Regions from separate parts of the Mus musculus genome. Here all the other regions are linked to region 5. The links are chromatin loops, found by intact Hi-C in ENCODE. Cell type or tissue: left cerebral cortex. All regions are shown on one strand. Region 1 overlaps Ntrk2 (neurotrophic tyrosine kinase, receptor, type 2). Region 2 has its middle 34 kb from the start of Gm34672. Region 3 has its middle 59 kb from the start of Gm34672. Region 4 overlaps Ntrk2 (neurotrophic tyrosine kinase, receptor, type 2). Region 5 holds the start of Ntrk2 (neurotrophic tyrosine kinase, receptor, type 2). Region 6 has its middle 15 kb from the start of Gm34721. Region 7 overlaps Agtpbp1 (ATP/GTP binding protein 1).

What was found. Peaks named below come from ENCODE experiments on the same cell type or tissue, not always from the same donor. Only the 100,000 strongest peaks of a DNase experiment are listed, where the experiment ranks them.
Region 1: it touches region 5 in a loop (10-fold over the local background); 3 of 42 quality-filtered maps call a loop at or near these places.
Region 2: it touches region 5 in a loop (7-fold over the local background); 5 of 42 quality-filtered maps call a loop at or near these places.
Region 3: a loop joins it to region 5, with 2.3 times the contacts of the local background. A loop is called at or near these places in 2 of 42 quality-filtered maps.
Region 4: it touches region 5 in a loop (3.0-fold over the local background); 2 of 42 quality-filtered maps call a loop at or near these places.
Region 6: it touches region 5 in a loop (6-fold over the local background); 7 of 42 quality-filtered maps call a loop at or near these places.
Region 7: a loop joins it to region 5, with 4 times the contacts of the local background. A loop is called at or near these places in 5 of 42 quality-filtered maps.

The regions. Positions count from the first base shown.
Region 1 is chr13:59,009,640-59,013,639 of GRCm38, reverse strand. The region is part of intron 13 of Ntrk2 (neurotrophic tyrosine kinase, receptor, type 2); the gene reads right to left. Among named protein-coding and RNA genes, the nearest start is that of Gm53063, 62 kb to the left of the region's middle. In left cerebral cortex, no CTCF peak of the experiment used is centred here; DNase peaks (open chromatin) are centred at 1,573 and 1,952; H3K4me3 peaks cover 780 bases; H3K27ac peaks cover 3,399 bases.
Region 2 is chr13:59,287,356-59,291,355 of GRCm38, reverse strand. No RefSeq gene overlaps it. Among named protein-coding and RNA genes, the nearest start is that of Gm34672, 34 kb to the right of the region's middle. In left cerebral cortex, a CTCF peak has its summit at 2,011; a DNase peak (open chromatin) is centred at 2,048.
Region 3 is chr13:59,312,583-59,316,582 of GRCm38, reverse strand. No RefSeq gene overlaps it. Among named protein-coding and RNA genes, the nearest start is that of Gm34672, 59 kb to the right of the region's middle. In left cerebral cortex, a CTCF peak has its summit at 1,912 (motif pointing right); a DNase peak (open chromatin) is centred at 1,946.
Region 4 is chr13:59,093,257-59,097,256 of GRCm38, reverse strand. The region is part of intron 16 of Ntrk2 (neurotrophic tyrosine kinase, receptor, type 2); the gene reads right to left. Among named protein-coding and RNA genes, the nearest start is that of Gm53063, 22 kb to the right of the region's middle. RefSeq lists an enhancer at 3,099-4,000. In left cerebral cortex, a CTCF peak has its summit at 2,387; DNase peaks (open chromatin) are centred at 1,473 and 2,332; H3K27ac peaks cover 3,891 bases.
Region 5 is chr13:58,804,211-58,808,210 of GRCm38, reverse strand. Ntrk2 (neurotrophic tyrosine kinase, receptor, type 2) reads right to left here and starts at 514. Exons shown (of 18, transcript NM_001025074.2): 1 at 198-514. In left cerebral cortex, a CTCF peak has its summit at 1,687 (motif pointing left); DNase peaks (open chromatin) are centred at 481, 896, 1,156 and 1,667; H3K4me3 peaks cover 1,983 bases; H3K27ac peaks cover 2,231 bases.
Region 6 is chr13:59,391,181-59,395,180 of GRCm38, reverse strand. No RefSeq gene overlaps it. Among named protein-coding and RNA genes, the nearest start is that of Gm34721, 15 kb to the left of the region's middle. In left cerebral cortex, no CTCF peak of the experiment used is centred here; DNase peaks (open chromatin) are centred at 1,483, 1,700 and 2,145; H3K27ac peaks cover 1,239 bases.
Region 7 is chr13:59,487,469-59,491,468 of GRCm38, reverse strand. All of the region lies in intron 17 of Agtpbp1 (ATP/GTP binding protein 1), which reads left to right. Among named protein-coding and RNA genes, the nearest start is that of Agtpbp1, 68 kb to the left of the region's middle. In left cerebral cortex, a CTCF peak has its summit at 2,122 (motif pointing right); DNase peaks (open chromatin) are centred at 534, 1,341 and 2,076; H3K27ac peaks cover 2,680 bases.

The DNA.
Region 1 (4,000 bases), 210 kb before region 5:
ATGTAATCAAACTGGCCAATGTCAGAAGGAGGAGGAGGAGGAGGAGGAGAAATATATGATGTGATTGGTTTCCTATAGATCTCACCTGAAGAAAATAATTGACATGCATGCCCATGAAGAAGAGAGAGAGAGGAGAAGGGAGATGAGACCAGGACTGATGCTCAGGGGGTGGGGGCAGGATACAATGAGGAGACTTACTAAAAACAGAGGAGAGAAATGCAAATGAGGCCACCCTATCGATCATCTTAGAAAAATGGTGCCCAGAAACTAAGACTTCCTTATAGAACAGACACATTTATTCGTCTTGTGACATTGGGTCACAGTTCCTCCAACACCTACCCACCAACCAAAGCCCTCTACTGCAATCAGGAGAGAGGAGCAAGCCCTAGGGACACAGGCCTGGAGAGCCTTGTTTCCCCCCAATGCAGAACTCCCCAAAGATCCAAGGCATTTTAGATCCCTGTCTATAATTGAGTACCATCGGGAGCTGAGAGGCTCCCTCCCCCAACATTTAAAGAAACAACAAGCGTCAGTTTAAATAAAAGGCATAAACTTTCCCAAGAAGGCCCCACGGAGGGGCCTGACCTTTCTGACAATATTTTTTTTCTTGTGACTCCAGGCAAAGGTGGAGAAATGTCCCAACCACTCTCTCAGGATTAGATTCTCTGCAACCAGAACAAACTTCAGGAGGGAGAAAGCTGCTTTGGGGCCAGATCCTTGCAGGGAAAAGCAGTTTGAAAAGCCTTCCATCAAAGTCTGCTGCTCTAAGATGGGTCATGATAACAGAGCCAACAAGCTTCCAGATCTTCTCTTGCAGGAACTGGTCCAGGTATCTCCCTGGAGCCAGGCAGGGGAAGTCTCTATCCAAACAGCTGCTTTAGAGTTCAGGCCCTTCACAAAACAGGTTGAAGAAGAACATCTCCCTCCGAACCTCCGGGCCTTTGGTTTCCTTTTGCTCGCAGTACTCTGCTGCCTCTGGTCCCTTCACTTCCTTCTCTTTGTCCTGAGTGCAGATAACATCTTCTGTAGGTCATTGTCTCAGGTTGCCCTGTTATCTCAGGGTTAGAATTTTACCCCCACCCACCCATTATTAGTTGGATAAACTTGAGTCATAAGCATTCATATTTTCCTGTGGTTTTATTTCAGCAGATCCGAATTGCTCATGTGGTATTATCTTTGATGCCTGTCTGATCCCACTCCCCGCCCCCTACCTACTAAGTGCTGTCTGGAGCTAATTAGAGAAAAAGCCCTATGAATTGTATCCCTGGCTCTGTGTGGGGTTTTGAAATAGTCATAGACAATGTTGCAGATGATTGATGGTTATCTGCTGTTTGGAGATACATATGGCCATTTATTAATTTGACGTCTGCCACCCTCGTGTTTAAATATATTTGGGGGCTTAGTTTCACAGGGAGATTAATGTAGATGAACTGCTGCTCGGATGATCATTTTTACACGACTTCAATATTCCCATATGTGAAATTCTTATCTCTTGTTCTTCGCCAGCTGTGAGTACCAGAAAGTGTAGGCCGGATACTTCTGGGGAGATTGGGCGCTGAATAAGGGAATCTGTCCATTTTTGGCCAAATAGAGTCTAACTGGGCCATGCACTGAGACAGAGCAGAAAACTGGGGAAGCTGAAAAGTGATAAACTAAGGAAGAGCTCCACCTTGCCTTAAGGGAGCAGCTGCTGTGCCACTACCATGCAAAGCTCAGTAAAGTGATCTGCTGGGGGCGGGGAAGGCGGGGGAGGGGGGTGGGTTTGAGCATGACCGCCCAGGTCTGGTTATCCACACTGTGTCCCAGTAAATGAAGCATCTACAATTTGAAGCAGAACCAGCTCTCAGCTGGAGCGCTCTCAAGGAGGCGGTGAGATTCAGAGTGGCTGATTTCCTGGGTCACGTGTCAGGATGCAGTCTGGGCTACCAAACATTTTGGAGGTGGAGTCAGACCACTGCACGTGCAGGGCTGGCTCCTGCGAGACTTCTGAGTATCTGAATCCCTCTAAGCTGGCCAGACTCCGCACCTGCGCTGCACAGTGACCACGTGACGATGCCTCAGCAGGGCGCTTGGGGTGAGAGCCCTCCTGGGGACGCGTCTCCCCTACGCTGCCCTCTCTTCGCTTTTTGCATGTAAAGCAGCTATCTTGTAAACTTGAGTGTATTATTTCCTGTTGTCCAAGGAGCTTTGTGGATTTGGAAAAAAGATAACTAAACCTATGCGTTGGAGTCAGAAGGGCAGCGTCTGCCTGCTTGGCTGAGACTATTCACCCTGCCCTTGCTACGTGCATCTAGCTCTCCCCTTCAGGTCACACACTGCTTTGAAAGAAACAATTTCATCCTTTGTCTCAAGGAACAATCAGAATAAAATCAATAATACAGAGTCCGACTTGCAGACACAAAGACAGGCTTGGCAGTAAACACCGTGTCTGCATCCGCGGTGTCTGCACAGGCGTGCCACCCTACCCAGCAGTGTCATGCGCTGACCTGCACGTCCACAGTCAGTGAAAAGCTTTTGCAGGCCAGTAGAGACACTAAAATAAGGACCTCATCGTTGACAACTTCCAAACTGCTGAGCAGTCAGGGATGGCTGCTGGGGCGACCGCTCTCTTGTGCAGGAATTCACACAAAGAAAAGCATTCTGGGCTTTGATTTGTCAGTTGTCACACCCAATATATTACAAGCACCGCAGGGTTCCATGCATATAATGCCCACCGAGCTGTCAGAATGCCTCTACCTCTTAAGCTGAGAACCTCGACTGCCTTTCAGACAGGGTCAACAGAGAGATTGGGAGGATAGCCACCAAAGAGATGAGACTTCTCTGGAAAGAGAAGGGTGCTCTGGGTCTTAATGGGGGTTTGTTTGGTTTATACAGGATGATATCCTGGCCAAAGCTCATGGAATAGTCTATTTAAGGCTGGTACATTTCCTTGCATGTAAATAAATCTAATCTCTGCAGAGGAAAAGGAGAGAGAAACACACACACACACAGTCCGAGGTTGGGGGGAAGGGGAGAAATGGGTGTTGGAGATGGAGACATAACAGATGAACAACAACAACAAAAAAAAAGAAACAGGAAGAAATTAGAGGGAACAAGATGAAGGAAAGAAAAAGAGGGAAGGAGAGACGGAAGGAGGAAGGGAGAGAAGGAAGAAGGGAGGGAGGGAAGGAGGGAAAGAAGGAAGGAGAGAAGGAAGGAAAGAACAAAGGAAGGATAGTAATAATTCAACTCTACTTGTCTCTGGCTCATTTGGAAATGGTTCTAGAAGCAGCTAGACTGGGGGCAAGAGGCAGTACTTAGCAGTAGACTCTAGGTGAACAGACAGATGATCGCAGCTCAGTTCCGGCTCCTCCAGGTTTCCCATGTTCAAGATGTTGTTATGATATATGAAGAATATGGAATTCTGTCCCCTTCTTAGAAACTGGGTCTCAAAGTTGATGTTAATTTGGAGGTCATGTCCTGGGGAACCTCACACTGCTATGAAAGCCAAGTTAAGGACTCCTCTTTGCCTACCTTGGCTCTCTCCCAGAAAACCAAGCCTGCCCCACAGCAAAGCCCAGTGAACTTTAAGCAAGAGAACTGTCCTGTGGATAATCTGCAGACTTTGACCCGAAACAAGGGCAAATAGATTCAGATACGTGATTTGTTTTCTGGCTGCTGCATGATTTCAAAGCAGTTTTAACTTCTTATGGTGGAAACCTCCTCCACCATCCGGGAAATGAACCAGACTGGGTTACAAACCGTCTCTGCTGCTCCCAGCTGATATCCATCTCCCATCACGATGGCCGAAGGGTGCCTCCTTAAAAATAGTTTTAATGTGGCACACGGGAGTAAAGATTTATTTTTTATTTTTGAATATGACATATTGTCTGGGCCAAACAAATTAAGTTACAGCGCGGGACATCTTAAGAAAATAGTGTCGTTTTGTGTTTCTGCTAATTTATAACATTCAATTCTGTAGTCTAATGGATGGAAACACATCCACGGACATCAATAAAAA
Region 2 (4,000 bases), 480 kb before region 5:
TGGGGTCCTCCAGTATTTTTCTGATGGGAAATATTGCCATGCAGAATAAGACCTTCAAGGAAAAGATGCACACCTCTGAGCTTTCAGCACGCAACTGGTTTGTAAGGTAGATTTCCCGCCATACCTGGCGATCCTTCCTCACCTCCTTCTTTTTCCTTTTCTCTCTTCATTTCTGTATCCACCTCTCTCTTTCTCTCTCTCCCAGTCCCCCTCCCCCTCCCTCTCTCCCTCCCTCCCATCTTTCTTCCTTTCTCTCTTCCTTTCTCTCTCTTCCTTTCTCTCTCTCTTCCTTACTCTCTCTTTCTCTCTTCCTTTCTCTCTCTTCCTTTTTCTTTCTCTCTCTCTCTCTTTCTTTCTTTCCTTCCTTCCTACTTCTCTATCTCTCTTTCTCTCTTTCTTTCTCTCTTTCTTTCTTTCTTTCTTTCTTTCTTTCTTTCTTTCTTTCTTTCTTTCTTTCTTTCTCTCTTGCTATCAAGCATCAAAAACAGTTGGCTGTGACAATGCCTGGCCCGGCCCCGCCTTTACTTCTTTCTTTGAGAGTGGGTTTTACTGATCTGCCTAGGCCAGCCTTGAACTTAGGATCCTTCTGCCTCAGCCTTCTAAACAACTGGGATTACAGATCTTCAACAGGAACCTGGCTACTTTTCAGCTCCTAACTGGTCTGTTTTCCCTATGGGGACCATTCCAAGTGTGTGCTCTGTGTGGAACAGAGAGCACATGGATGAGAATCGGCAGTTCACAGAATTCTCTTGGTGTTAGTCTTCATAGGACATAAAGCTCACCCTCCAAGCTGTGTGGAGGGGCTTTCTCCCAGGGCCTCTCTAATCCTGAAGTTAAACATTCTGGCCTCCACTAGGGGCTTCTTCTACCAGGCCCTGTAAGAGTGAAGACACCAAAGACAGTGTTAACAATGACGTGTGACTAGCATGGCCGGCTTTGACCACCACAACTTCACCTACTTCATTTCTGGGCTGCACTGGCTTCCCTTGGTCCTGCTTTAAAAGATCATAGGAAAGATGTTAGCTGCTGTATTGCTGGGATGGGTTTCTGTGCTGTACCAGGGCTGGGAACTAAGCTAAGCTTGGATGCAAGGAGTGACGCTGTTTGTACTTACACCATGAAGACGAGCCTTTCACAGGTAAAGAGAAACACGAGGGTTCTTGAATGCTTCCTCTTTTGTTCATTAAGGATCAAGACTTACCTTAGATTGTCAGAACGCAAAGAAAGTGGCTTAACAATCAGATTGATCTCAAGGTCTGGAAAGGCAGCCTGGCTCCCAGTCTCTCAAATTCGTGCCCCTGTGTGACAGGCACTAGGAGACAGGGAGCCCCTTAATGAAGGCTTCCCTCTGCTGTAGCCATTGCGCTACAAGCAGAGTGAAGGAGCCGATCTTTTGAATGTAACATATCAGAACACACTGTCACCCATGTATTCAGAGTTATCCAGAGCATTAGTTAACATAATGTGCATGAGTCTAGTAACTTAAGTTTGTCTTTCAGGCTTACACCCCTCTCCCCAACACACTGCTCTGAACCATGCCCAGTATTGTGAGGCTGGTCTCATGCAGCGTACTCTATAGCTCTCCACCTTAGTTTTTGAGACAGGGTTTCCGCACTGAACCCAAATCTTGACATTGAGTTTAGTCTGGCACCTTGAGGTGACAGGCAAGTGCTGTTAACACTTGGCTTTAAGGGTGTGGGGAGATTTGAACTCTGGTCCTCATGCTTTTGTTAAGCAAACACTTTCCCACCGAGAGCCGTCTCCTCAGCCCCAGGAAATGAGTCTTACTAATCGGTAAATGATACTTCCGTTCATGACTCGAGTTGTACTGAGATTTATGCTTGACCGGGCTGGAAGCAGCTGGAAGAAGCGGTCCTCCGCGGTGTCAGGAGTGAAGAGCGAAGCAGGAGCAGATCTTTCTGCAGGTGGGGAAGACACCGTGACATCCTCACTTCAGGGTGGGGTGATGAGCCTCAGGGCTGAGGGCTGTGCTTTACCGGTCTTTGCAGCTTGTCCATGGGAGGGCACTGGTGTTCTAGGTTGGCAGCCTGTTCTGGGGAGACACTGAGCCCACATCTTCCAGACTGGTTAACCACTCACCCCACATCCGTGGCATCAAAGATGTGCGTGTGCGTGTAGTCTTCCTTTGGGACTCTGTTCTTTTGCCCAGTTTAGTCTTCTGTGGTCTTTTGTGGTCTTCTGAGTCTATTCACGCTATTAAACCTACTGCCCTTGTGTTAAAGGGCTGAGCACTGGTGCATAGCAAACTTATGAAATGAATACAAGGAGTTAGCAATTCAGTACATCTTCGGAAGAGGAGGCAGGAACCTCTGTGGACCCCCAGAGGAAGGAACAACAATTTGCCTAGTGGGAGGAAGTGGCAGAAAGAGGTTGAGAGAGAGAGAGAGAGAGAGAGAGAGAGAGAGAGCAAATGTCAGGCTTTCTTTTTTTTAAATCTAGTACATCTCAGTTTGGATCCTTAGTTCTAGGTGAGGAAGTACCGAGGTAGGTGTGCCCAGTTATGGGAGGGACATTGAACATTCAGAACCATCGAGTGTGTCTCACAGGGTCCTTTGGCATCTGCACCTAGATACCCTCTGAGGGCTCAGTGTGTATGATCTAATAGGTACATTTGGAAAGAGATGCCTGAGAGGGTCCCTGCAGAAGTCACTGAGGGAATAAAAAAAAAAAAGAAAAGAAAAGAAAACTCGGTTCGACTTGACTTCATCAAACTGAATCAAACATCTAAAGAGTCCGATGCCTGGCAGTTTATTGGCGGCATATTTAAACAATAGAATTGGGGGAAAAGTTTCCAGGCAACACTCATTCCAATTCCAGGTGCACAATAAAGCTTAAGGCATGGCTACATAGAAACCCCTTTACAAAGTACATGTGAACATGAAGATGTATTCTAGAGCTCAAAGGCTTAGACTCTAGCGGGGTCTCTGACAGGGACAGCACAGAGGTCAGCAGGCTGTGGATTATATGTGACATCCCCTGCTAAAGATATGCTCTATTGCCTGAGAGCTAAAGGCCATGGGAGGGAACGTCTGGGATGGAAAAGTCTGGAGTGCTTGGGTGAAGTCTGCCTCTACAAATAGCAAAAGGTCTCCAGGTCATTAACAATATCCACTCCTAGCGTTCTGGGTGGAAAACAGGTTCTTCCTCATTTAAGGAGATACTCCTGCATGATTAACACTCCTGGTTTCCCTTGTCTGTGGGCAAAAAGATGTTCGTGGCCCCGGCAGATGCCAAAGACACAGCAGTGTTCAGTATACAGCTGTCAAAGTGTGTGTGTGGCAACATGGCTCGTGTAGCTGCTCATAGTGTTGGGTCACAGCATTCTGTAGATGCACCAGGTGTTATGCTCTTGATGGATCCCCATGGTAACTACTTAAAATAAGTGCGTTTGCTGCATGCCATGGGGTAGATTCCGTTGCTGTGTGGTTTGTGGATATGTGTCTTACATCCTGAGTTGGAACGTGAAGGGTCTAGTAAATACCTCACTATATCAGCAAGCTCCTGTATGGACAGAAATTGCTCCCTCAGGGCAGGGAGACCCCAGCGGTCTTAGTCTGCGTGGCAGACATTAAACCTTTTGAGTGCTATCATTTGTAAAATAAGACCTCACATCCTCAGCTAATTTATTTTTATGCTGCCTTTTTGATTGAGTTGCCGCACGAGGAAACATCGATAAAAGCATTCATTAATAAGTAGGGCTTCTCTGGTTGCATCGGGGTGGGTTGTGTCTTGTGGATTGGCACCAGGGAAACACGTGTGGTTTGTTGTGGGTTGGATATAAACTGTCTTTGTCTTTCCCCTGAAGTTCAGCAACAGTGTATGCCAGCACTGATCTGAGGCCTAGATCCAGGTTCATCTAAAGTTTGAAATTTGGCTTTTATTGAATTTTAAAAATACATTGAAACGGTGTTTTTGTATAACTTTAAGGAAAGAAAATAAAAAGCATTGGATATATATCCATATGTATATGAATGCATAT
Region 3 (4,000 bases), 510 kb before region 5:
GATGCTGCATGTGTTTTTTCTGCTTCCAGTATTTCTTCTGTTCCCCAGCTGTTCAAAACATGTTGCAGCTTAGCTTTTCCCCACTCCCCCACCCCCTGAGATGAAGATTACCTTAATTACTTGTTTGTGGAACATTCAGTCACAGTCAGAATATGCTGTAACCATTACCAGTATGTGAAGCCGGACGTTTGACTTTCAGTCTTCCGTCAGCAGGCTTCTGACCTCATCTCCCACTCTCCTTTCTACCCCCTCTCCTTTTTCTCCCCTCTTCTGTCTCCTCTCTCCCTCTGTTCCCTCTTCCCCCTCCCTCTCCAGTCCCCCCTCTTCCCCTCCCCTCTCTTCTCTGAATCCTCCTCTCATACTTTGAAGTTCTAAACTATTCTAAACCCTTGTGATCACAATTTTCTCCTGCACCTAGAAGACCATGTAGGGCCAGAGAAAAAGCAGTTTCCCTTTGGCTAACGTTCAATAGCCATTTATTGAGCATTTATTAAACACCAGCCTAGGTCTAGGATCCACTCTGATTTATCAGATCATGTTTGGCGCTGGTCCAAGATGCTGGTGTTCCACGGAGGAAACAGGGACCATGCACCTCTGAAAGAAGGTGTTTGGGGACTCAGAATAACAGCCACACACCATCAGCCTTAGCCTTTCAGAGGCTTTCTCCTTAGAGCTGTGAACTCATATAAAAGTGTGAATATCATAATCTCCCCTAGTCTGCTGCCCCTGACTCCAGCTTCAACTTCAGCCACCATCTGAAAATAGTACTGCTTGCCTTGCCTCAGGAGGCCACCTTTACATAACTTTTATCACAGAAGGTTCTTGTAATTCACCTAATTTATCATTAATATCAGTCTCTCAGTATAATCTGTAAGTTACATTTCACCAGAAGTGTGTAAATGGAGGAAAAATGCAAACACACACACAGACACACACAGAGCTACACACACACACACACATACACACACACACACACACACACACACACACACACACACACACACACACAGGCAGGCAGACAGACAGACAGACAGACAGACAGACAGACCAGGTTGACCTCAAGTGGAGAGCCTCCTGCTTTAGCCATCTGAAAGCTAGTATTAGAGGGTATACCACTACCTCTAACTATTTTTCTCATTTTAAATTAGTGTTTGTATCATATACATGTTGGTGTTTGCAGGATATTTGAAGATGTGGAGATTGTACCCAGGGCTCCATGCCTGATGGGCCCACGTTTTGCCCCTCAGCTACATCTCCAACCCTGCAATAGTTTTAATATCCCAGACTCACATGCTTTGGGGGGTATAAAAGTTCAGGAAACTTTCCCATAAATATGGGGAGACCGGGTCGGAGAAATGAGACTAAGTGCCCAAAGGGGTGGAGTTTAGCAACTTGACTGACACTCGACCTTGGGAAGCCTGCTCCTAACCACGTGAGAATCAAGGAAGTGATTTTTGTGTGTCACAGCTTTCTTTAAATCAGGAAATGGGTGACGGGAAAGGCCGTCACCTGACCTCTGCGTATGTATGTGTATGTGTGGATAGGGATATGCAAATATGTCTACTCTTTTGTCTGGCCTTTCTTCTGTTAGTTTTCTAGTCCCAGTTTGCAGAGTAATTTACATATAAATCCATAAATCTATCTTTATACCAACAGTATTTTCAACTTATTTGTAGTTGGCCATTGATCATGTTGCCTCTGGTGTTTATTTACACAGCTATTAATGATGAAAGATTAGATGTCAGTTCTCTGCAATGGCTATCTTCTGTGCATGTTGCTGTTTAGTCACACAATAAAATGCACTTTTGTGTTTTCTTTACTTTTTTGAAGGCTCGGAGGTATTTTTTAAAAAAAATATAATTATTTTGTTTTTAAGTGCATGGGTGTTTTGCTTGTGTGTATGTCTGTGCACCACATGCATGCAGTACCCACAGAAGCCAGAAGAGGGCACTGGATCTCCTGAAACTGGAGTTACAGATGGTTATCAGCTGGTGTGTGTGTGTGTGTGTGTGTGTGTGTAGGAACCAAATCCTGGTTCACTGGAAGAGCAGCAGTGCACATAACCACTGAGCCATCTCTACCCCTTGAGGTTTTTTTTTAATGTAAAAATGATTGAATTATGTACAAGAATGCTAAAAAGCTATAGAAAATGTTGCTAAGGGAATGTCATCTGGTCTTGCAGGGAGATAAGACTTGTTGTGGATAATGGATGTTTAGAAAAAAACAAAATAAAGGATGAGAAACTGTAGCACAGAGGAGGAGATCTGTTAAAATAAGAGCCGGGAAATGGGAGCCAGAAGAGAAGCCTTTCGGGATAGTAAGTTAAATCCCTGACTGCTGCCAAATGGAGAGGCTCTCTGGACCTCACTGCCTCAGAAAGACACCAGAGAATAAAACTATGCATGCATGCAGGAAAACAACTTACCTACCAAGTACATCCTAGTAGCACAGTCCAGCAATGGCTTTCACACTACAGGATGCCAAGCTGAAATCATCGTCTGGAAAAGGTCCAGGCTATTTTCAAATAATTGGCCAGATAAACAGATGCATCAATGTTTCATTAATAGGCATTGCGTTCTGCTTAATGCATATTTTATACAGCCATACGGCTGAGTCGTTGTTAATTCCCATACGGAGAAACTAAGTTCCAGTAGGTCTTTGGCAGAGATACTGACCCACTAGGAGCCTGTGTTTTGGGATTGTGATGCAGGCAGTAGTCAGCTTGGAGTTGGAGCAGAAGACAGCAATTGGATCTGACAGGCAGGTTAGGAGCAAGTCTGAGCTTTGGTAGTACATTTATATGGAGTGTTAATGAACTTGTGGATATGTAGAGTGATGGAGGAAAGCAATCAAGATCACGGGTGCTCTTGTGGGCAAAGAAGAAAGGGTTGGAGAGACTGGATTAATCACTTAACAGAGAACAGTGCCATGTCTCTAATATGCCAGGGACTGCAAAGCACAGGGGCACATGTTAGTTCAAGGAGCATGGTACTTTACATAGTACTTCAGTAGTAGACAGACAAGCGGAACAAATGATGGCAAAATTGTATCTTTTTATAGTGCAAGTTGATGGCAACATTGGATCTTACTATTTGTAATGCAGGTTAAGGGGTGCAGAAGAGAGACAGAGGCAGAGAGAGACATAGAAGGGGGGAGAGTGCCCAATTTGGCTTTGGGAAGAGCGCGAGGAAGGAAGTCTAAAATGATGAGCCCATTGGATGAGGAAGGAGGCCATTGCAGGCAAGGGATGGATTAAGACTGACACAGGAGATCGCAATTGGCCTGGGAACTCAAAGAAGTTCATAGTTTGCTATGTTTCCTGTGGAAGGTGAGGTCTTGTGAGTGATGGCTAAGAAGAGAGGTGGAAGGGTCTGATAATGGAGGGCTAAGAGATCTAAGAACCAAGCTTCCATCTGAAGGGCGTACGATGCCAGTCAAGGCTTTTTCAAAAGATGATGATCATGTTGAGAATATTTTATAGGCTAATGTATTAAGTGGGCGGGAGGGAGTGAGATTGGAGGAAGGCAGACTCGTGGGACAGCAGGAATCATTTAAGGCATACACACCAACTGGAAATGGAGACAAGTAGGCAGTTGGTGGATGGATGAGGTAGGCAGACTCGATGTGATTTAACGTCTGATGATGGGCAAATGTATTACAGTAGTTGAGAGACAGTCGTCTTTGGGTTCTTACAGGCTTACGGAAGAAGTGATAGCTTTTTGTTTATGTAACAAACACCCAGGATAAATCAACGAGGTAAAATGAGATCCACCTGGTTTACATTTTCCAAGCTTTAAGCCCACAGTCAGTTGGCCCCATTTCGTCCTGGTCCCCAGCAAGGTTCTGCCATGGTGGATCAGGTGGCAATGGAAGTAGAGAGAGAGTTGGAAGAGATTAGGGTCCCATTATCCCTAATAAAGGTGTGTTCCTAAGGACCCGACATCCTCCAATTATTTATTTTTAATTTTGTGTATATGTATATGTGTACAAGTACAGGTGT
Region 4 (4,000 bases), 290 kb before region 5:
AACTTGTTTCTCTCCCCACCCCTCTCTCTTCTAGTCTCATACTCCTTCTGTTTTATCTTTAATGGGATACCATGGTATGGTTAGCCCCTTAAAGGGCTCTGGCTCTTTGGCTCCACCTTGCATAATGGGCTCCTAGCACTGTCCACCTGTCTTCCAGGACCCAGATAGCATGGGTAGACTTTGACCTTCAATACATGGTAAATTCTCTTCAGTTATGTGCTGTTAGGGTAGAGACACAACAGAAAGCTTCTCCACTTTCAATGTGGAAAGCTGAAAAGGTTGTGCCTTGGACACCTGTGCCCTGCACACCTGTGTCTTGCAAATTTGTGTCCTGTACACCTGTTCCCTGCACACCTGTTCCCTGCACACCTGTTCCCTGCACACCTGTTCCCTGAACACCTGTGCCCTGCACACCTGTGTCTTGCAAATCTGTGTCCTGCACACCTGTGCCCTGCACACCTGTGTCTTGCAAAACTGTGCCCTGCACACCTGTGTCTTGCAAATCTGTGTCCTGTACACCTGTTCCCTGCACACCTGTGCCCTGCACACCTGTGTCTTGCAAATCTGTGTCCTGCACACCTGTGCCCTGCACACCTGTTCCCTGTACACCTGTGCCCTATACAGTATGCCCTGTTTCCTGGAGAAGAATCAAGTCTTGCTTTCCTCCTTCTCTCTTATACGAGGCTTCCACCCTTGCTTTTTAATACATTTATTTTTGTTTTGTGAATGAGTGTTTTGCCTGCATGTATGCCTGTGTGCCACAAATGTACAAGGCCTGTGGAGGCCAGAAGAGGGTGTCAGATCTCCAAGGGGGTGACTGATGGCTCTGACCTGCCATGTGGGTACTAGGACCTGAATCCCAGTCCTCTCTGTAAAAGCAATTGGTGCTCTCAGCTGCTAAGCCATCTTCCCAGCTGTAGCTTTGATTTTTTAAGTGTGGCAGAGTAGGAAACTGACGGAGGTCCCGCTCAGCCCCTCAGATCGACACCTCCCAAGCTGTGCAGGCTGACTTCAGAGGCCGTCATTTCTGGCAGTAATGGGAAGAGGCTAAGGGCTTTAGAAATGCAGTTTCCTGAGCTAATATTTCATGCTAAATCTATTCCCTCTTTTGACATCTTTATGACCTGTGTACATTGGTCTCATATGTTCGTAATAATGTTCAAATTGAAAGAGTATTGTGATCGCTTCACAGTTAAAAAAAACAGCGCTCTTTGTTAAGTCAGTTTAAGCATCGTGTTACAGTTGGGGCTTGTGGCGAATCAGATACGTTTTTCTTTTAAAGATCACTCCTCCCTACTTTTCCAGGATTGTTCTACTTGGAAGGACTAGAAAGAATCTGTTGGCTTTATCTGAGGATCTCAAGGGTTGTTTCCATATGTTTCTTGTCCTCTGTTACAGAGTGATTATCTTTGGACAAGTTGGTGTGAGATGTTGAGTTAAAACCTTGAGTCTGGAATTATTAACTTCAATCTGGTCCTGGCCTGGAGTTTCTGTTTAGTTGTCTAGACGAAGGTGGTATGTCTGAGAGCTTGAAACACGGCCAACCTGTGTCCCAGGCCATACGATGGTTTCTTATGGACATCTGTGTTAGTTCTTACAGCAAGCCAGCAAGCCTAAAACAGTGACTGCCACTTCCTAGATTAAGAAACCGGGGCTCGGAAAGGTCCTGTGGCTTGAGCCACACTGGGCAAAACCAGCTGAGCAGCCTCTGAGTTTCTCACTCAGACTCCACCCAGGTTTGCAGTTTGTTAGATTCCATTCAGTTGGGTAGGTCTGGATCACCCACAGTGATGTAGTCTGCTATGTCAGGGAGAGAGAGGACTCTTCTTGCCCATTCCACCTCACTGTCCAGAGGTGTGCCTCTGGCCTCTTGTCATGGGATACAGGCCTGAAGAGGCAGCACTTTCTGAAGTGCACCTTGACAGGAGCCCCAGTCTTGCAGAAGCTAAGCGCAGAAAGGGACCTCCAGAATCCCACTGTCTTTCCAGAGGGTTTCTCATCTCTAATGACTCCCAGGGAGTGTTTGATTCACCCTGCTCTGCATTTCAAAATGGCCTCAGCAAGGTCTACTTCCTATCTCAGACACATGGTTGTACCACCTCTGTCTCTCAGGGACCCACACTGCTGAGGGGCTCCCTGTGGGCCCATCCTTGCTGCTGCACATTACTGGTTTGTCTGGGTCTAATTTGGGCCCCAGCGTACCCTGGGTGGAGGCTCGTCCATTTCACATTCTCCTCGGCGTTCGTTCGGCAGATTTTGTTCACCCAACAAATGTTAAATGCCAGTAGCCAGTAATAACTAACACCTCTCTCTAAATAAAGCACCGTTTTGAGGCAGCATCTACATGGCCATTCTGATTTCATCTTTTATTTAGGGAACAGGGAGGGGGAGCCATACCCCTGCACAGATTCTGTCAGCAGCAGTTGAGTTTCAAAGCCTGAAACTGGGTCAGGGTAACAGAATGTGGATGCAGAATGCTAAAGAGCTCCACAGCAAGGCCTCAGTTGTCAGGGTAAGAAAGGAAAGGGCTTGCTGGGGTCTGGGGAAGCAGACAGGATGGGGACTGGAAGACCACTGGGCCCACCTGAGCGTGCAGGCGGATGGCTGGGCTCTCTCCATCCCCCAGTCCCCACCTCTGAAGCTGGTACTTCCTTTCTGTGACTCAGGGTCAAACCCAATGGTGACTGAGCAGGGTCTGTGCTCTCCTCCAGTGACCTTGTGCACACTTTCAATCTATCCTTGTTACACATGGGGAAATAACCATGCGCACAGCCCTCACCTGCCTAGAACTCTGAGTCGGGGAGGTAAGTATTGGAAACAATGTCAAGTACTTAGGAAATCTCGAGACCAGTGCCACATGGAAGGGGCACCCATCAGCACAGACAGGATGGGCTGGAGAAGGGTAAGTTCAAGTCTGACCAGCTCAATCACCAGACCCAGAGACGGACGGATGGAGAGACTCAATCCTGAAAGCTGCCTGCAGTGGAGCGCACGCTCCTGTACACACACACCCCTCACAGGCAGCCCATGCTAGCAAAGAAAATAAATAAATAAGATTAAAAATTAAAAACTAGGACAGATGATGTTCAGAATACTGAACAGGCACCAGCTAACCAAAACATGGATACAGATTCTGTCAGCAGCAGTTTTATCCCTGGAGGGGCCGGCATGGTGAAGATAACACTGTAGTGGCCAAAGGAAGTGAGTTCAGAAGATTAATAATTACCAGTATGCGGGAAGATATTTTTAATTTCCACAGACAATATCTTAGATATGATGGAATAATCTGTTCTGGGCTGGAAGATTAGTTAGAGGTTGGGGCTTGTTATCCAAACAACAACAACAACAACAACTAAAAAGTAATTAACCAAAAAGAAGAAAGTCATTCCAGGCAGACTGCAGCATGTGCAAAGGCCCTGTGGCAGTGTGTTTGAGATGTGTATGGAGCTCAGAGTGGTTTGTGTGCATTGGCAAAGAGAATGCACTGAAGGTGAAGCTAGGCTTGGAGACACCCCCCCCCCCCCACACACACACACAGAATTCCTCAGCCCAGGTCAGATTGGGCGGTGTTTGTCATCCCAATGCTTTCTGGATTTTTATCTACGGCACTGGAGCAGAAAATGGATGGCAGCTTCAATTCCATTCTCTACTCCACTTCCCGGTGAACTTGAGAAGTGCCCACCCCACTCCAGTCAGGGTCTTTGGGGGGGATACGCTTAGCAAGCCCATTTCACAGATGAAGCTGCTGACTCCTGGGTCTCTGAACTACAGCTCTGACTCGCTGCCATTTCCACCAGCCTACTTCCTGAATTTCCCTGGATCTCAAGAAGCAGACTTTATCTGGGCATGAGAATCTACCTCACTGATGCCTGTGAAGTTCGGTGCATTTCCTCTTTCCAACAGTACACCTGACGTGCTGTGTTTTCTGGCCTTTGCGGCAGTTGGTAGATGGCAGGTGACCGTGAAAAATAACTAACTCTGAGAGCCCCCACCCTTCCCC
Region 5 (4,000 bases):
CCTCCCTTCAAGCCTGAGGCCGAGGCATGAGAAGTCGGTAACGGGTCTTTGAGAGCAGATTCCATGGCATAGGCCAAGCCAAGGACCCTCCAAAGAGGCTGCGGCAGCGCTGGGGCCCCAATGATGCTGCAGAATCCTCCCCGGCCGCTGGGCGCGGGGGGAGAGGGGAGGTGGGCAGGTGGCGCGGCACATCCCACCTGGGGAGCAACTGCGGTAGCAGGACAGTGCCGGCCCAGGCCACCGAGGACTGTCCGCGCGGCTTCCCCGGCCTCCCGTAGCAAGCGCAGGGAGCAGAGCGCTGCAGAAGCAGCAACAGCAGCTGAAGCAGCGACTGGGCTCTAACCGGCGGCCGCCGCCGCCGCCGCCTCTGCTACTGCTGGCGAAGTGACGTGAGGGCTGACGCAGAGCAGGGGCAGAAACTCCAGAAAATTAGTATGAAATCCAAAAACACACACGCTCACACACGCGCGCGCGCACACACACGCACACACGCATAGCATAGCACCCTCCAGACAAAAGCAAGGCGGAGGGGAGGGAATCTGGGGGCGAGCGGGGAGGAGGAGGCTTGGTGCCAGCGGCCAGGCGCAGACAGCAGCATGTGGGAGTTCACACTCGCGCGCACGCACACACCTTGGCGGGGTAGCTGTGCGGGTGTGCATGTGTGCGCGTGTGCGTGTGTGTGCCCCCTTTAGACCCCGGTACATCTAAAATGCAGCGATGCTTCCTTGGTCCCTAATTCTTACATCTCTTCCACATCGCAGTACAGACTAGCTCCCCCTTTTTTAAATGGAAGCCCTGTTTGGTTAGGCTCTGAAAAAAATGCTCTGATTCGTATTGTAGGAATCCTCCCTTTTCCTTTTCCTTTCCCTCTCCCTCCCCGCCGCGTTCTTCTTTCTCACCATGCTCATAGGGGAAAGCAAGCTATTTCCAAAATATAGGGAAGACAAGCTACACCCCGTACAAAAATAAATATATAGCGCTGTACGTTAGTAACCAAGGACCATTGCCGGGTTCCGGACTACCTATTTAGGGGTGGATGGTTCCAAAGCTCTCCTGATGGGGTTTCTGCCAAGAGAGAAGTGTAGACAGCCTGCAGACACAAGTGTAGCTCTGATGGATCTTTCTCCTGCCGTTTGCGCCACAGAGAGAGCCCTGCGTGGGAAGGGAGCGCGCCGGCCGCGCTGTGGGTTCCCTAAATGCTTTGCACCGACCCTGGCCTGTGGAATGGATGGCTCCGCATCATCTTCTCTTATTCCTTAACCTGGCAGGATGCAGCCATTTGAGGATCACAGCTTCACTCCCCGCGACACCCACCCGCACGCGGAGCACCCAAGCCCCTGTCCCCTGCCCTGCCGTACCTTGCGCGTGTTCGTGTGCGCGCGTGCATGTGCGCCAACGTGTACCCTGCACCCGCGCTGCCCGAGGCAGGATGTGCTTCCAGCTACCGAGAGGCCGGGCTCCGGCAGCGCCCTAGAGTCTCAGTGGGGACACGTGAGATGATTCCGGAGGGTCGAGTGACAAACGTGCGGGTGCAGTTAAATGGTCGCTGCGGGCCATTCGCGAGCCTGATCTGAGCCTCCTCTCACCATTTGTAGCTGCGACCGCCCGCACATCCGCAGTCATTTAAAAGGGAATCTGGTAGATGCGCCGCAGTGCCTGACACTTTCGAGGGCTCTGGTGCCCCCGCGTGGGGAGAAGAAACCCAGCACGCTCCGGTACCTCGGGCCATTGCTACCACCGCATTAGGAACTGCGCTACCGGCGCACTGCAGCTCCAGATGCGCAACCGCCGCGCTGTGTGCACATTGCTACCCAGGCAGTGCGCCTCTCACCAGATCCCTACAATCTCCTGCCTCTGAAGTCCTCCACGCACCACAAGACAATGCGCTGGAGTCCAATTTAAGACATAAGAATAGTCATCCAACTGCCCGCAAAAGGCCAGAAATGAGAAGGATGATGTCAGGGGAAATGTTTGGGTCTTCGCACAGCCTTAAACATCACTAAGAAATAAAATCAATCTAGCAAGATTTTCACATAGATGTCATGCACCAGGGATAGAAATATAATCCTTACACATTTAAAACACCCGGCCGGCCGAGGCCTGGAGCAAAAACCAGCAGGTCACCTCACCCCCTTCCCTGAGCCCTGATACACCTTGGGGGCTTGGACCACCCAAGCTTCAGATAACTTCTCAGTTCTGCCTGCCACCTTTGCTGCTGTGGCAAGGCACAGAACCCCAAAGCTAAGACATCTTTGTCCAGGAGACACAGTTGTGCTGCCAATGTTCTTTTAGGGAGACTTTTCCAGACACATACACGTGCGTGCGCGCGCGCGTACACACACACACACACCTTATTGTGTATGTGTGTGGGTTACCAAATCAAGGGTATCAGAGGAAAGCTGATTTTCTCCTTCCATCACGCGTCCTGGGAGCAAGGTGAGATCAGACCAAGTGTCTACTCACTGAGCCATCTCTCCTTCCATTTGCCAGTGTCTTTTGTGGAAAAACCCCTAGGAACACTGAAGAGGAAGGGAGGAGTAATTACTGCCCCACTCCCGCCCCTGCGCACTCATGCGTGCCCCAGACTCATGCCTACTCTCACTCCATTTTTTCTCAGAAAATGTCCATTTCTATGATGGTGGCTACAGTATTGACGTGGCATCCAAGACTGGCAGAGTTTGTGTGGTTTATAGACAGGAAGAGTCTAATGAATGCTGGAATATTTGCAGGATTTGTAGAACGAGTACATGCTACTGTTACGTGCCACTTCAGTTAGGATGGGCTGCCCACTTCCTGCTCCCCGTTCCTTGGGCCACCGTCTTGTCTTGGTCCACACTATTTTGTCCTTTCAACAGACTGTTTATGGAAACGTTGAAGAGGCAGGAATGATTATCAACTGTGTTTATTAAACTCGCTCCAGATCACAGTAGGCATGTTTAAATATGTGCTCAATGGCAAATACAATAATTTGAATTTGAAGCATGCCTCACCTAATCTCTACCACAGCCAGCCCTCTGTGTGAGCTTTCCTGGACACAGTTCCTCTTGTCCTGCAGTCCTGTACTCCGAGTTCCTCTAGTAGCCAGGTAAGTCCTTCACTGGGCTTGGGGGGGGGTTGTTCTCTCATTCACAATGGTAATACCATGAACAATAACAGGACACACGATAATGCTCTCTTAGCTTATAAACTTGAAGATCCATATCAACTTTGAGACCAGAAAGCTGTTATACAAAGACAAAACTCCACTAACTTTTGCTTCTGACTGAGGATTGGTCTCTCAACCAAACAACTAATAATACATAAGAAAGGACTGGGTTGTTTAAGCAAATGGGCATCGGACAACAAAGAAAGACTGTGGCAGAGTCAAGGGAAATCAAAGTGAGCAGAAGGCTCCCAACAGGAGAGTGTATGAAAGCTAAGAAGTCTCCATCTTGATTAGCATATTCAGAGGTGAAACCGCCTGTAGCCAGGGGTAAAAGCCCTGGGCAGATGCAAAGGAGCTATATCAATCCCTGCAGAGACGCAAAGGAATTATGGCAATCCCTGCGCAGACACAAGGCATCTATGCCAATGAAAAGAATCAAAAGTAAAAAGTGAAATCACAGCACATCAGAATTTGTAGGGAGCCACTGAGCCAGCCGTTAGGAAGAACGCTACAACACTACACCCCAATCCTGGAAAAGAACAAATGTCCCTAGTCAGTGACATTGACTTTGAGTGTTGGGACCTGTAAAAGAACAAATTATCACAAAGAAATCCAAAGAGATGGAATAATGCAAACCAGAATGAAAAAAATAGCAAAAACACGTAAAAAAAACAGCTCTTTAAGATGAATAACATTGATAGACATCTGGTTGGGCCAATCAGGAAAGAAAGAAAGAGAAAGAGAGAAAGAAAGAAAGAAAGAAAGAAAGAAAGAAAGAAAGAAAGAAAGAGAGAGAGAGAGAGAGAGAGAGAGAGAGAGGAACAAAGAAAGAAACAAAGAAAGAAACAAAGAAAG
Region 6 (4,000 bases), 590 kb before region 5:
CACACTAAGTTTCTACGGACTCTGTGTTGAAGTGCCTCTGTATCTTTTATGGTATCTCCAAGATGCTTGAAGGCATATCTAAGTCACGGCAACCACTCGAGTCTTACAGCATGGCTCACACTCAGCTGGAGAAAGGCTGTGTTCTGGAACATTCTTTCCAAATTCTAGTTTAAAAGTCAAGCCTCACCAAAGCTCCGAAAATGTAGCCTGGGATATAAACTCTTGGATGGTTTTCTGAAAGCCTGGTGGATAGCGGAGGTCACGGAGTGGTGCTAGGGTCCCTCTGTTGTGGGTGGCAGGAGAGGAAGGCTGGGATCAGGGTGAGGGGATTTATTGGGCATGGCTGCAGGCAGGGGCAGGGTCCTGGAAACTCTGTGGAGGATGGTAAGCTTGAGAAATCAGTTTCAAGGTTGTAATGCAGATTATCTGCCCCACCACCCAAGCTCCAACCCCCAGCCCTGCCTTACCAACAGACGCACTAAGGACATTCATTCACCCACAATCCCTTGCAGGTACTAGTGCCCACAAGAGGCTGTCTGCTAGGAATTTGGGGGCATACTTTTGTGTTCTCCTTGCTTCTTTCCGCTTGTCATGTAGATGTGAGGCTCAGAGGTCCTGTGTGCCAGTGGAGAGCAGAAGCCACAAACACGGGCAGAAGTCTGTGTCCTGGGGGTTCACCCTGGCCAGGCTTTACTAGCAGAATGTATCCCGGCCCTCTGGGTGAAAAGTGTGAGCTAATCAAATACTGGTTGGTTTCTTCTTTCCTCTTCTTTTCCCCCATCCTTTCTCTCCCTCCTCCTCTTCCCTCTCCTCTTCCCCTTCCTCTCCCACCTCCCCCTCCTCCCTCCTCCTCCTCCTTTTTTTTTTTTTTTTTTTCTGTATAGTCCTGGCTGTCCTGGAACTCACTTTGTAGACCAGGCTGGCCTCAAACTCTGAAATCCACCTGCCTCTGCCTCCCGAATGCTGGGATTAAAGGCATGTGCCACCACTGCCCAGCAACTGCATCTACCTTTCACAGTGCAGTGTGGCTGAGTGCACAGGCTCTGGGGAGTCACAAGGGCTGGGTTCAAATCCCCACCCTGCCTCTTGGTTGCTGAGGAATTTGAGGATGAGATTCAACTTCTCTCCATATCATTTACCGATGGGTAAAGCAACAGTGGGGCCCTTCACAGGGACTTTGCCACGAAGAAGAGAAAGTAGTGGCACAGTACCCAGTGCAGACCCACCCACAGCTCAATGACTGGCAGGGCGGTGACACGGACTCACTCACTGTCAACCCTGGTGCTCAGAACAGTGGTATGGTCCTGGTCCTTTAATATTACCCTCCATGGACAGAAAAGATTAGCCTAAACCAGAGAAGGGTCTGCGTGCAAGAAGGCAGCTGGAAGCCAGAGGCAGATCTGTCAGCCTGTTGTGCTCTGACGCCGTTCCATCTTGGCCACAGTCCCTGGGCTCCTGTGTGCCAGGGCTCGTTCTCTCTCTCTCTCTCTCTCTCTCTCTCTCTCTCTCATTTATGTAACTCATCACCACGTCACATCTGTGTGTTCTGTTGATGCCATTTAAATTCTGTTACTATTTAATACCAAGAACATTTAAAGAGAACATTCTGAGGGACTTGGAAAAATCCAATTGTTCTCTTGGTAATTGGGTTTGTAGGAAACGGAGAGGGTAGTATCCAGAATAGAAGGCTTTTAAATGAATCATCTTTGCGCTGCTGCTGAGGCCGGGGGAGCCCTGCTCAGTCCCTCAGGAGGTGGCAGCACACACCCCTGCTTTGGTTAGGAAAGACCCAGCTGTGTGGGCCAGAGAATCCAGAAGAACGGTAGCTCAAAACACTGGGTCACTTGCTCCTTGTAAGGAAGAAATGTGAAGACAGTTCACTCCTGGCAGGGGCTTCGGAGAGTCTCCAGAAGCCAGACTTCCTTGGTCTCCCTGTTCTACCAGCCTTGGGACATGACTTCCTCTTGTGGGGCAAGAAGCTGCCAGATGCCACCATTCCTGTCTGTGTTCCTACTTCCTTCAAGCTGTCCCCAAGGGGGTCCCACATCACATGTTTATTTCATACCAGTGGCCACTACTTAGTCACCTGGTCACCTCAAGCTGCCTCAGAGACTGACACCCATATTCTTTAGCTACCTGTTTGTTCAGCTGGTGTAGGCTCTAGCCTGGGGAACGAGGACAGATGGGTACTGCGGTTAACCTGTCAGATTCCACAATACACGGCTGTAGGTGACTCATATCCTCTTCTCTGCTTGCAAGTATCTTTTCATTTTTTAAAAATAATTATATTTTTGAGAACTATACACATTTGTATCACCCCGATTCCATGCCCCTCCCCTCCCCCATTTTGCTTCTTCTGAAATTCCTGGCCTCCTCTTCAATTATGATTGTTACAAGGAGGAGGTGGGGGTTTCTTATCCAAGGCACACAGCAGGGGAGGGCTACTGCAGAACAGATTGCACTAAGAAGGTACAAGGGTCTTAGTAAAGGAAAACATAGAGAATCAGGAAAAAGGACAGGACAGAGTTACATTCTAAAAGATGTAACTCTGATGTCATTAGGGCTGAGGTCTGTCTGGAACTAGGGAAGGCTGGCTGTACGAGGGGTTGTCAGAAATATACAACACACACACACACACACACACACACACACACACACATCTGATGATTTGCCAGAAACATCCACAGTGTGTTATAGTCACAGTGACTGGGTAAAGGCCAAAGGTTAAAGGTTAAAATTATTAAAGAAAGGAGCTCCCAGGACTATCCCACAAAAGTCAGGCATGAGACATTGGCTGTCCTGTGGACAATGTTGGATTCCCTCAGCTCTGATGTGAGGCAACGTACACACCTCTGTTCAGCAGGGACTTCCCTAAGCCTTGAGGGCTAGGATATTCTTGGGATGGTTGATGTACGGGTGTGAGCAGGCTGAGTGACTGACTGTCACCTGCCCAGGCTAACTTATGCACAGTGGCCCAAGGCTCCATTCTAAGTCTTGTTGTTACATAAACAGCGTGGGGCCAAGACTGAGGTGTCCAGACCCTGTCCAGACACTTCTTATCAAGGATGTTCCCAGAGGTGAAAGTGGGAGGGGCTGGTCCAGTGGTTCAGATAAAGTTAAGATTTTACTTCCTCTTCCCAAGTACACGCCGAGGGAGAGCTAGGTGCTGACTGTCGCAGAGGCAACTCAGTGAGCTGATTTGTCTCTGACAAAGCAGAGGTAGATGCTGGAGGATTTTCTCCTGACACCCTTCCAGCCCGGAGTGAAAGCGCCATTTGGGACTTATCCAGCCTTCACGCAGACCTCAGAGCAAACGGCCTGCGGCATTAAACAGTTCCACTGATGAGCTGGAGAGATGGCTCACGGGGGGGGGGGGGGGGGGGGGGGAAGAGGGCTGGCTCTGTGAGGATAAGGTGTTCAGATCCCAACACACACATAAACGGTGGGCTTGCCTCGAAGCAGCACTGGGGCACTGGGGTTGGGAGGGCAGGTGGGAATGTGAGCTTGCCAGCCTAGCTCCGGATTCAGTGAGAGATCCTGTCTCAAGGGGATGGGACAGAGAGTGATGAAGCAGAACACTTGTTCTCCTGTGCCTCTGTGCACACACACACACACACACACACACACACACACAGGTACAGACATGCACAGGCACACATACAGATACACACAGACTCACAGATACATACATGGACATGTTCACACAGATACACACACAAGACATACACAGAAACACACACATAACACACACAGAAACACACACGCACACACAGAGAAATATAAACATGCATACACATAGATACACACATGCACACACAGATACACACATGGCACACCCAGAAACATACACAAGACACACATTCACACACACAGAAATACACACAATCAGTGGAGATGAGATTCCCATTTCTGCCGAGACACAGGCCTGGAGACTTCAAAGGGAAGCCTTCTTTGGAGACTCTGCCTCGGCCAAGTGTGTGTTTGTCAACAGTTGGGGCTC
Region 7 (4,000 bases), 680 kb before region 5:
TAGAAGTTTTCTTTAATTTTGACCTTTACCTCCCTGCAAATTAGTACTTTTCTTTACTTCTTTAATTTGTTTGTTTTTTTTTTTTTTTGGAGATGATCAAAGCTTTTAAAATTTCCTCTTTATTATAACTTAATTTTATATCCCTTCCAGATTTTAATATTTCTGTTTTTAATCTTGCTATCTTTATTTGACTACAAAACTAGGGAAAGGGTTTACTATATTATTTTCCTGGCTTAATTATTTGGGTTAAATCCTTGCTATTGTCAAAGTTTAATTAATTTTGCTTACAAACATGTAGACTTTATTATTTGCAACATTTCTTGGATTTGAAGTAACCTTGAAATATATCCAGTCCGTTTTGATTTAATAGGTAATTAGAAATAAGATGTGTTGTCTGTAGTGCAGTTAATGCCCACTGACTTCATGGAGAGAAAGGAAGACCCAGCCAGTGCTTGTTTGTTGGTTTATACCTTGTGTGTGTCTCATTCGAGTTCCAGTTTGGTTTTACTGTGTTAAGTCCTCATTTGAAAGCCTGCCAGTGCCAGTTGAGTGTAATTTGGCATATAGACGACTGTAGCTTTCCACGCCCTGTGTGTCCTTTAACAGTGTTGCAGTTAAGTCTTCCACTGTATTTGCCTTCAGTTTTGTTCCTATATTTGTAAATTGTAATTAGTTTGGTACATGGTTGGCAGCTGGTTTTATAAATGGAGAAAGGGGTTTGTTCTTTGACCCTTTGTCATTAATATAGATGATTATAACTGAGTTAAAATGAAATGTCTAGTGTTTGTCTGGTGCTGCTTGCTGCTTCCTTCCTCTCCTCCCCTTCCTCATGACTGCCCTCCATCTCCCATCTCCATTTCCCATCTCCATCTCCTCTCCTTCCCCTTCCTCTTCTCTTCTTCTCCCCCTTCCCCTTCCTCCTCCTTTCTTTTCCTCCCCTTCCTCCTCCTCTCTTCCTTTCCCCTCTTTTCTCTTCCTACTCCTCTCTTCCTCTCTTCTCCTTCCCCTTCTTCCTCCTCTCTTCCTCTCCCCTCCTCCCTTCTACCTCTCCCCTCCTCCCCCTCCCTTCTCCTCTCCCCTCTCCTCCTTTCTCTTCCTTCTCTTTTCCTTTCACCTCCTTCCCCTTCCTCCTCTCTTCCTTTCTCTTCCTTCCTCTTCCTTCTCTCTCCCTCTCCCCTTCTTCCTCTTCCTCCTCTATTCCTCTCCCCTCCTTCTCCCCTTCTCCCCCTTCCTCCTCCTCTCATCCTCTTCCTTCTTCCCCTTCCTCCTCCTCTCTTCTTCTTCTCTCAGCCACCCTCCCTCACTTTATGATGGTTCCTGCAAGGACTCCACATGGCATGGAGCGTGTCTGTGCGATTGAACCACCCCCAACACTACAGACCACGAGCTGAACTTTTCTCAGTCTCCACCTAACTTTATTCCAGGCTCTTTCTGGAATCCAATAAAACATGCTATGAATGTTCTTTTTTCTTTCATATATTTGTAAATAATATCTATGAAGTTAGGATAAAAGGTAGAGCAAGCTGTTTAGGTAGCTAGACTTTTAAAAATAAGACCAGTTTTGGATCTGCTAGGTTAATACCGAATAAAACTGAAGCTGGCTCGGTTTTACATCAGTAGAGGCTGAAAAAAGTGAGGATTTTTTGTAAACTTGAATTCGCATTGTATGTACTTAGAGCAGGATGCACAGTTAATATAATGAGCACTGGGAGCCTTTGATGACTAAAGAAATCATTTGTGGTGGAAAGCATAAACTGATGAAGGAGGCCATAGTACTTAGGAGGCTAGTTTGCCTTCTGTTTGACTTTGTGGGAGGCTTGGGCATTTTGCCTGTGGGACGCTGAGTGCTGTGCACATAGAAATGGACTTGGTGGGTAGAGGCCTTTGGTAGGGCTCACCAAGATGGGCAGTGCCAGAATTGCTTTCATTTCTTTAGTTACCCCCTTCCCCCTAAGACTTTTTTTTAGCTGATTCTACTAAGAAGTCTTCACAGACGATCCTAGAGCAGCTTGAATGTACTGCTGTGGTAATGTTGTCTGAATTGCTAAATTTGAACATTTGTGTCACTATCTCCACACCCTCTTTAGCTGTTACTTGAAATGGATTTTCTTAAATTGCCACCAGATGGCAGTTTTGCATTTAGTGATAGCTTCAGTTTCAAGCTTCTGTTTCATTCTCTCCCTGCATGTCTCTCAGGCTCAAGGGGGTTTTAACTCCTTCTTATATAAATCGACCATAACAATCCTGCTTGTAACATAAAGTGAGCATGCACAAGACACTTGTCAAAGACCCCAGTCTAATTTAAGATAATCAACTTTGTGTGTGTGTGTGTGTATGTAGGTATGCATGCATGTATGTTTGTATATATGGCACATGTATGTGTGTATTTATGTATATAGTATGTATGAGATGTATGGTGTGTTGTTTGAGTATATGTGTGTTTTGTGTGTATGGTGTATATGTGTGTGTGTGTGTGTGTGTGTGTGTGTGTATGTATATATATATATGAATGATGTGTATAATATGTGCATGCATGCTTTGAGATAGTGCTGAGGTGGGAGGACTACCTCCTTGCCTTCCATCTGGAGTCAGGACCTGTATTGTTTACAGCTGTGTATAGCAGTCTACTTAGCTAGAGAGCTCCCAGAATCCTCCTGTTTCTTCCCATCCTGGTATGAATGTGCTGGGATTACAAACAGGCTTCTGCATCTGGTTTTTTCTGAGGGTTCTGGGCATCGAAGCTCAGGTCCTCAGGCCTGTAAGGCAAAATTGTCATCTACTGAGCAATATTTCATAACTCCCAATGCTTTCTAGAAGTTTTACGTTGAAAAAACTTGAAGTGTTACTTTGCTAAGATGCTGACATCTGAAATGGTGCCTTGGCACTCTGGATCTCCTTGTATCCATTTTCTACAAACCATGGCTTTCTTGTGTGTCACTGTAGCATGATGGTTAGGATCAGGGAACTGACATTAATACAGGAAGTACCTTCTAGTCCTTGGATTCCCATTTAAGTTAGACTTTCTTCTTTTAAATCAATAAAAGAGTTTAGCTCAAAGGCATTTTCAGTCTTTCCGGCTAGCATGTGTCCAGCTGCTTGCTGAACTGAGCTACAGTCTGCTGCGCGAGACCAGTGTGTGTGTTCCCCTTGTTTCCTAGAGTTTATTTCCCATGTTTCTTTGTGCAGATGCTGACCTTGCTCTGCCCATAACCGGTCACATCGCTATGTTCTCACCGTGAAGTGCGACTCTCACAGGAGGGAGGGTACATGCTGAGCAAACCTGACCCCAGGCCTGTCTGGGAGGACCAGCTCCTGTAGGGTGGCGCTGGCGACTCGGCCCCTCATGCTTGCTCTGATTACTGACCCTGGCTTTTACTTCGCTTTCATTAAAGGCTGGTGCCGCTGTTTGAGTCTGTGGCAACTTCATAGTTTACTCAATATCGTTACTCAGACGCAGCCTTTCTGTGTTATGTTGAATAGATAATGACTTAGGGAATCGGAGTCACTTCCTTAGATTGACTCTTAGTGTTGCAGCCTAGCTTTCCCGAATATATTCAGTCAGAACTCTTGAGTATTGCTTTCTCTTTTCAGAATTAATACTGTACTTTAAAAAGTAATATTAGGATACATTGTTTAAAAAGATCAGAGCATCCTTAACCTCAGCCTGAGCCTTTTTCTGCTCCAGTACTCGGCTGTTATGTAAGGTGTTCTGTCTGTAGGAGGGTGAAACTTGAGGTTTAAATGGCTCGGTGAGGGTCAGGGACTCAGATGTGATTTAAGTGTGCAGTGACAGTGTGAGTCTTCAGGTACTGAGAGGGAAATGACAATACCTTGGGTGAGTGTCCGTCACCAAGTGCTCGCCTTGTGCAGGTCTTGGCGTATTTTAGCACAGTCCGATGCCCGTGCTCACTCACTGAAGAGCCAGCAGTGTAGACAGTGCGTAGCACTCTATCAAAGGCCATACGGCCATGTGTCTGTGTGTGGCCGAGTTGGAATTTGC